Regions from separate parts of the Homo sapiens genome. Here region 1 is linked to region 2. A link is an interaction called in ENCODE POLR2A ChIA-PET data of the cell type or tissue named here. Cell type or tissue: PC-9. All regions are shown on one strand.

Evidence for each region. Peaks named below come from ENCODE experiments on the same cell type or tissue, not always from the same donor. Only the 100,000 strongest peaks of a DNase experiment are listed, where the experiment ranks them.
Region 1: POLR2A ChIA-PET joins it to region 2 with 8 read pairs; 2 of 35 experiments call an interaction of 5 or more read pairs at or near these places.

Annotation. Positions count from the first base shown.
Region 1 is chr10:89,123,475-89,127,474 of GRCh38, reverse strand. No RefSeq gene overlaps it. Among named protein-coding and RNA genes, the nearest start is that of MIR4679-2, 62 kb to the right of the region's middle. In PC-9, no CTCF peak of the experiment used is centred here; no DNase peak of the experiment used is centred here.
Region 2 is chr10:88,818,971-88,822,970 of GRCh38, reverse strand. LIPM (lipase family member M) reads right to left here. Exons shown (of 9, transcript NM_001128215.1): 9 at 2,425-2,739. The coding sequence ends at 2,470. It overlaps ANKRD22 (ankyrin repeat domain 22), which reads left to right. Exons shown (of 6, transcript NM_144590.3): 6 at 1-3,075. The coding sequence ends at 30. Among named protein-coding and RNA genes, the nearest start is that of LIPM, 18 kb to the right of the region's middle. In PC-9, no CTCF peak of the experiment used is centred here; no DNase peak of the experiment used is centred here; H3K27ac peaks cover 689 bases.

The DNA.
Region 1 (4,000 bases), 300 kb before region 2:
AAACAGAGGCCACTGTCCTTCAGGAGAAACCTTAGCCAGCTAACTCACTACTGGGGTGGCATAGGGTGATGGCTTAGGGTGTTCTAACAGGCATTTTCACTGATGTCATCCTACAGAGCAGTATAGAAAGGACTAATGTTTCTAAAAGTAAGCCATGAAAGGTGAAACATTTTTATTTATAGTTGCATGTATATTTTAATATATTTGGAAATATATGGGCAGATTATCAAACGTGTGATTTCACAAATGAGACTGACCACATTTAAATGAAAGAAGTGAATCAATTAAAAAATATTCAGCAAATATTAATACAAATGGGAGGTGGTGTGGAAGCTCCACAGCCATCATTGTGGGTTCAAGTTGTGATGTGACACTGTCTGGTTTCAAATTCTAGCTTCAGTGTTTACTAAGTGTATTGCTTTGAACAAACCACTTAGGTTTTCAAATCCTCAGTCTCCTCAGCTATAAAATGGAGAAAATACCACCTACTTTGTAAGTTGTTATGAGGATTAAATGAACATATAAAGTACTTTGCACAGTTCCTGTCAAATCGTAAAGGCTTAGTATACATAAGACAGTGCCATCATGATCATTAATATAATCACTTTCAAAAATACATCTTTACTGAGCTAATAAAGGCTAAACTTTGTCTTAGACTTGGAGACCAAAGAAATAAGTAAGACATGATCCCTATTTTCAAGATGCTCTAAGTCTTGAGATAAATAAAAAGATGTATATAAACCATTGGAAATTACTATGTGAATAATAGTACCAGTGTCTGCTGATAAATGCTTACCAACCAGCAATCTGGGGGCAGGAGGAATACATATATACATACATACAAGTATTATAAATTTTACTAATAATGTTTTTATTGTTTTTTTGCTGAACTCTTGTATCCATCATCAACTTCTGGTTACAACTGAAAAAAGAAGGTAGCTTTGCTATGAATGGTTATTGATATCTTTGTGTACATTAATGAATAAGATGAAAGTGAAAAAATAATGACATATGTTAGAACCTCACTCATTCACCAATTCTGTGTGTGGCTTTGTTGCTGAATTGGTTTTAGAATAATAGAGGAATATTTCCTAATTGTTGGTACTATTCACAATGTAAAAGCTATGATCCACTTTTAAGTTTAATCTGCATAGTTAATGTATCTCCATTGCTTTCTTAGGTATAGACCAAGTAAGGTCAAATTACAACCAAAACTACCCCATCATCCCAATCCACCTTGATTGTATAAAAAAGTTTTATTAGAACACAAGCATACCCATTTGTTTTTATATTGTCTCTGTTTTTAGTTGTAGCTACTTCCAAGCTACAACTACACAGTTGAGTAGTTGCAATAGAGATTGCCTATAAAGTCTAAAATATTTATTACCTGGATCTTTATAAAAAAATTTACTAATCCATGGTATAGACAATCAACAAAATGATAAATCACACTCCGTTCTGTAGTGCTTGCCAATTTACATATTGTAAATACTCCAAGGCCAATTTCAAGCTACCGACATGACATCACTGAACATGGAGTTGGGAAGAGATGCACAGTAGATCATGGTTATATATTTGCACCATATAGTTATGATCAGCATAAATAATCACAGGGACATAGATAATAGTAAAATATAGTAAAATAATCACAAAGTAATGAGTTTTAAAATATAATTAATTTTAAGCTTATACAATTTGCTTTTGTAGACTGGTTAGGTTTAACAACTGGTTTGCAAAATTCCTGATGATTTATAATCGGCTCTCAGGATCCGATATGCAGTGGCTCCAGCACACCATTGTAAATAGCACCCTTGTGCATGGGGAACTACTGGTGCAGAGGGGAGGGTTGCCTACTTTGTGGGTTTGTGTTACATTTGTCTGGCTAGTCATTAGAAAAGACTTCAAAGGGGGAAAATGGAGGAAAGTAAGAAGGAAAGAATGGAGAATCCTTAAAGAATGAGTAGGAGTTAGACTGAATAAATGTTCATTTCTATGAACATTTATTGAGAACCTATAGGCATTGGCTTAGAGCTAGAGATACAAAGATGAGTAAGACACAAGCTTTGTTCTTAGAGTTCACAACTAATGGAAGAGGTATTCATTCGTTCATTCACTGATTTGATTAATCAATTAATAATTTATTGCTGCCCTACTTTGAGCTTCATGCCATGGATTTAATAGTAAAAAAGATATCGCACAAAAATACTTATGATGCAAAGTATTAAATGCTACAATAGAAATGCGTTTTCAAAATGTTATAAGAACATAGAGAAGGAAGGGATTAATTGTCTGGAAGGATTAAGAGCTTTTGTACAACCCTTTAGGTTACATTCCATATTTGCCTATCACTTTCTCCTTCCAAACTAATTGTCTCATTGTCTTTGAAAAGGCTATGGGCTTCCCATCTTTCTTGCCTTTTACTCTTCTGTGATCTGGTTGCTCTTACCCCATCTGCCTTCCAAATTTGAACCACTCCTTAAGACTCAGTTAAAATCTGACCTTCTTTTTTTTTTTTTTTTGAGACGGAGTCTCACTCTGTCGCCCAGCCTGGAGTGCAGTGGTGAGATCTCAGCTCACTGCAAGCTCCGCCTCCCGGGTTCACGCCATTCTCCTGCCTCATCCTCCCTAGTAGCTGGGGCTACAGGCGCCTGCCACCACGCCCAGCTAATTTTTTTGTATTTGTAGTAGAGATGGGGTTTCACCATCTTAGCCAGGATGGCCTCGCTCTCATCCGTCTCGGCCTCCCAAAGTGCTGGGATTACAGGTGTGAGCCACCGTGCCCGGCCAAAATCTGACCTTCTTCCTGAAACTTTCACTGACCTTCCCCAGGCCACAGCTCTATGTGCCCCCTCTGAGCTCCAGCAGCATTTGCCGACAATAAAGGTCTCTTAAGTATTTTTTTAATCATCAACTGTGTGTATCAGTGTTAAGATGGGGTGAACATACCATAAACACCACTGACATCTGAGTCAATAGATATCAGAATTCCAGGGCCCTGTTACATATGAGTGACAGAAAAAAAAAAGATTTGTAAATTTTTGCAATGTTATGAACTCTCTCCATGTTAGTGAATATAAGCATTTGGCAGAATATGAACCAAAAACGTGAGGATTTACAAAAGAGTCTGAGGCCAGGAGAAATCTGTATGGTATGGTAGGAATAAGATGGGTTTTAGCTACGAGGGGAACTGCTTAAATTCCTGTCCTTTCTTTTCTTAGCTGTATGTCCTAGGATGAGTTATTTAACTTTTTGGAGGCTTTTTTCCTTTACCTGGAAGTGAGAGGTAATACAACTACCTCACATGACCATTGTGAGGATTACTAGAAACATGAGGAAATTGATTGACTGATGCTCATTTTTCTGTCCTTTGTGTCTGGCACTAATATGTAATATGTATCTGTTAAAAGAATGATTGAGTTAGCTCTCAGCTATTACTATGAAATAAGTTAGAAACATCATTACACCGGACACAGTGGCTCACGCCTGTAATCCCAGCACTTTGAGAGGCCAAGGTGGGAGGATCACCTGAGGCCAGGAGTTCGAGACCAGCCTGGCCAACATGGTGAAACCTCGCATCTACTAAAAATGCAAGAATTAGCCGGGCATGGTGGCATGTACCTGTAATCCCAGCTACACGGGAGGCTGAGGCAGGAGAATTGCTTGAACCTGGGAGGCAGAGGTTGCAGTGAGCTGAGATTGCGCCATTGCACTCCAGCCTGGGCAACAGAGAAATACTCCATCTCAAAAAAAAAAAAAAAAAAGAAAAGAAACGTCATTACTTCTCCTTGCAATGGAGTAGACACATGGACATTTCCTCCGTTCATGTGACCAAAATAACAACTTATATTTGTAACTGATGAAGGAAATAAAACTAATGTTAAAAGAAGAAGTGAAATCTAGGACTCAGTGGATTTGTTAACATGATCTGGTTCCTTCCTACGGTCACTCATTTTAGATATGACTGTACCATTTCCTAAAGTCTCAGAGTACTGTAATTTTC
Region 2 (4,000 bases):
ATTGAATTAATGCTAAGGAAAGCATTGTAATCCTTGTGACCACACCGATGGAGATACAGAAAAAGTTAACGACTGGATTCTATCTTCATTTTAGACTTTTGGTCTGTGGGCCATTTAACCTGGATGCCACCATTTTATGGGGATAATGATGCTTACCATGGTTAATGTTTTGGAAGAGCTTTTTATTTATAGCATTGTTTACTCAGTCAAGTTCACCATGGCCGTAATCCTTCTAAGGGAAACACTAAAGTTGTTGTAGTCTCCACTTCAGTCAGAAACTGATGTTTCAGCTAGGCACAGTGGTACATGCCTGTAATCCCAGCTACTTGGGAGGCTGAGGTGGGAGGATCACTTGAACTCAGGAGTTTGAGAGCAGCCAGGGCAACACAGCGAGACCCTGTCTCAAAAAAAAAAAAAAAAAAAAAAGCCCTGGTGTTCCAAACTCAGTCTTTCCTGAAGAAGAGGATCTGAGTTATCTTCTGAAACAGCGTTCTCCCTTCCCAGTTGTATCACTCTTATAAAAAGACTGTCCAGTCTATGTCATGCCCTAGGAGACAAACTGTTCCTCCCAGCCCCCTTTGAGTATTGAGCAGAAGAATCAAATTATTAAATACGTATGTTTGTACAGAATGGTATTTGTGTATGTGTGTGGGCTTAGAGATTCACAAGTAAATATTCCTTTGGTGAAGGAATTTCAATAAAAACATCTATCAAGTGTCAGCGGTGAGTGTGTTTACACCACAGAAATTGGCAAATTGACAAATCAGAGTTTGTTTTTGTTTTTTTGTTTTTTACTTTCCATAAAGTTCGTTTACCAGCATACCACTAGAGATTTCGGTTTACAAATAAAAGCCATCTTGGTTTGAGCAAGACTATGCAACTATGAAAATGTTCGTTTAAAAAAATCTTCATGATCCTTTTGTAAATACAAGGTGGTTGCCAAGCTTGTTAGTTTTGTTTATTTTATTGATAGATGTAAAATATTATTGTAACTTATTTGGATAAAGTTCTTCAAAAGAAACAGAGCTATACAATGAGGTAGGATCTGGATTATTTGTCTAAGTGAGAGATTGCGAATATCAAAATATCTGTCTCACTTCTTCTGTGAATGACACAGAGTAGAAATAAATTCACTTTAAAAATATGACTGAATTTTGAAAATCAAGACTGAATCTCACATAGCTGCAGACAGGAACTAAGCCAGCCTCTTTGTATGTGGTAACAAGTACAGTATAAGAATGAAAGATTTACCATCCTTGAAAGCTCTAATGAAAATCAAATCCAGCAATATATATTCAACTGTGTACAGGATTTAAGAAACTTATTTTATGAAGGAAGTAATAGTGTGTAGATATAGATTCTGAAGTCTTTAAACGTGTCTTAATAAATTAAGATTCACTGGCATTGAGCTGAGCTACCAGGTGACCCTTGGGGACAAAAAACCCACACAAGTGAATTTCACACACCAGTATACCTTCAACAATATACTTTTGACACACACAAACCTTTGATTTGGTTTCAGAGATTTTGCAAAATAGTACCAATGTAATTTACAACTGTCATCTTTGAAATTGTGTAAAAGTGGAATAATTTTCTGAAGAAATAAATCATGGTTTGTCAATGAGTTGCAGAGACTGTCTGACATTAACTTTGTCAAGATTAAAGGATAAAGTATATGACAATTTGTTTCATCATGCTCATGACATTATGCAATTTTCTCCCTAGCTTTTAATTTTTGGAGGCAGAAAATTGAGCCAGAAATTTTTAGTCATTAGGTCTCCTAGCAACAAGCTGTAAACCTTCCAACAAGCTTGGACTAGAATCTAGACACTGAAATGCACATACATGCTTTATGTAATGCAGAATGCATTTATTGGAGAACTCATAAACATCCTATAAAATTTTCTTCCCTGAGATGCAACTATAAAACTTGGCCTTATTCTGAGAATGCTTAACATAGATTTCATCCATACTGTAACACTGATTTTGTTGTTGTTGTCCTTAAAGCAGCTCAGCTTCCTGAGGTAGTGTTATGTCTCTGTGGCAACAAGGTGAAAATGTCTAGCTTATTTTGTCAAAGTCAACAATAATCCACAGACTCCAGACCTCAATATCTGTCCCAATTTGCCATTTTACTTTAGTGCTCCAAAAATATGGCTTATAGAAAAAACAATAGGTGTTTTAAAGAGATTTACCTGAATGATATAGAGAATGTCTAGATATTTTCTGGCTATCAGGTAAAACCTACCCTTCAAGATGGTAGAATATATAATAGCATACAAAACCTCTATTTACCTAATAAGTACTTTAATTTACAGAAAAAAAATGTAAATGTAAGTGTCGGATTTAGTGCCAAGTGCAGGGAATCTGAAAAATGTATACTAGGTCTCTGCTCTCCGTAATTCTGCCTTCATGGGTCCTAGCCCCATCCCTCAGGAGGTTGTCCTAAGATCGTCAGTGTCAGATGCTTCACAATACGGCCTCACACCGTCCCTGGGAAAGGTTGGTCTCCTCCTGCTGCATCAGATGGATGATTTCATTGTACATACGGTGAGGAGCATCCAAACCCCAGATGAAATCCACGTGAGCCCATTCAGGAATATTCTTATGGTAGATGAGGTTGGTCACCTCAGAGAGCAGCATTTTCACGTCTTCTGGATTTGAAAGCCAGTCCTGACCTCCTGTCCACATTGCTGTAGGGACCGTCATATCTCTGACTCTGTACCTTACAGGAGTTGGCTAGAGAAAAGGAATAGTTCTTAACTCTAGGTAACATTTGGACTTTCAGGCTCATAATTTATGTTTCAAATAGACATAATAAACATGCCATCTGTTGTGGTGAAGGGTACATGGGTGTTAGAGCCACACAACTCTGTTAAGAATTTCTGTTCCCGCCCTTACTTTAAGGTAAAATTACTTAACATTATTGAACCTCAGTTTCTTCTTCTGTGACTGGGGATAATATCTGTAATAACTTGCTAGATCAAATGACAAAACACATAAAAACATGTAATGCCTTGTATTTCTTTTTTCTTCCTATTAAATATTTTGTAAATAAATTGTTTTTAAAAATAATGCCCCTGTTCTTTTAAAAGATAATTTCACAAACATTTCATGAAAGAAGAATTATATTCCACAGAGAAAAGCAAGGAATCTGCTGGGAAGGGCTCTGCATCTTCACAGTCTTTATGTGATCCCAGGCAGCCTTTGAGGCAGACCCGGCTTGACTGCATTTGCCAGAACCATGGCCTATGGCACTCAGGTAATTTGAGCTAAAGGGAAGTAAAAGTTAAATACCTGCTCCAATCCTTATTCCTCACCCTTCCCCACCAAATATACCAATTAGTATTCCTAATACCTGGGAACTTTCCGTATTTATGCAGTGTTAGTAGAATTAGCCTAGCCGGCTGAGCCCTTGAGATTAATCAGCATCCAGAACTTTCCTCAGAAGTGGTAAGGCCCATTTCTTACTCAGGAAATCCACCATGGAGTCTTGGCTCCAATCCTAGATGCTCTGGTTTCTCTTTGTGGCTCAGTTATGGCCTAATTTGGATAAGGAAGGTTGAAAAATTCTATGGGGCTAGTAATTTTTTTTGTCATCTTACAGGTGAAAAGATTGAACTGAATGTCATATCTCGCTCTGAGTTTCTGTGATTCTATGATTTTTTTTGTGTGTTTGTTTACTCTTCCCTTCCACTCCCATTTTCTGGTGCCTATTCTGCATGAATCAATTTCTCTAGAACTCAGTCCATTAAATGTTGATAAATTAAAGCCATCTTAGGGCCGGGCACAGTGGCTCACGCCTGTAATCCCAGCACTTTGGGAGGCTGAGGTAGGTGGATCACTTGAGGTCAGGAGTTTGAGACCAGCCTGACCAACATGGTGAAACCCCATCCCTAAAAGTACAAAAAAAAAATTAGCTGAGCATGGTGGCGTGCACCTGTAGTCCCAGCTACTCGGGAGGCTGAGGCAAGAGAATGGCTCAAAGCTAGGAGGCAGA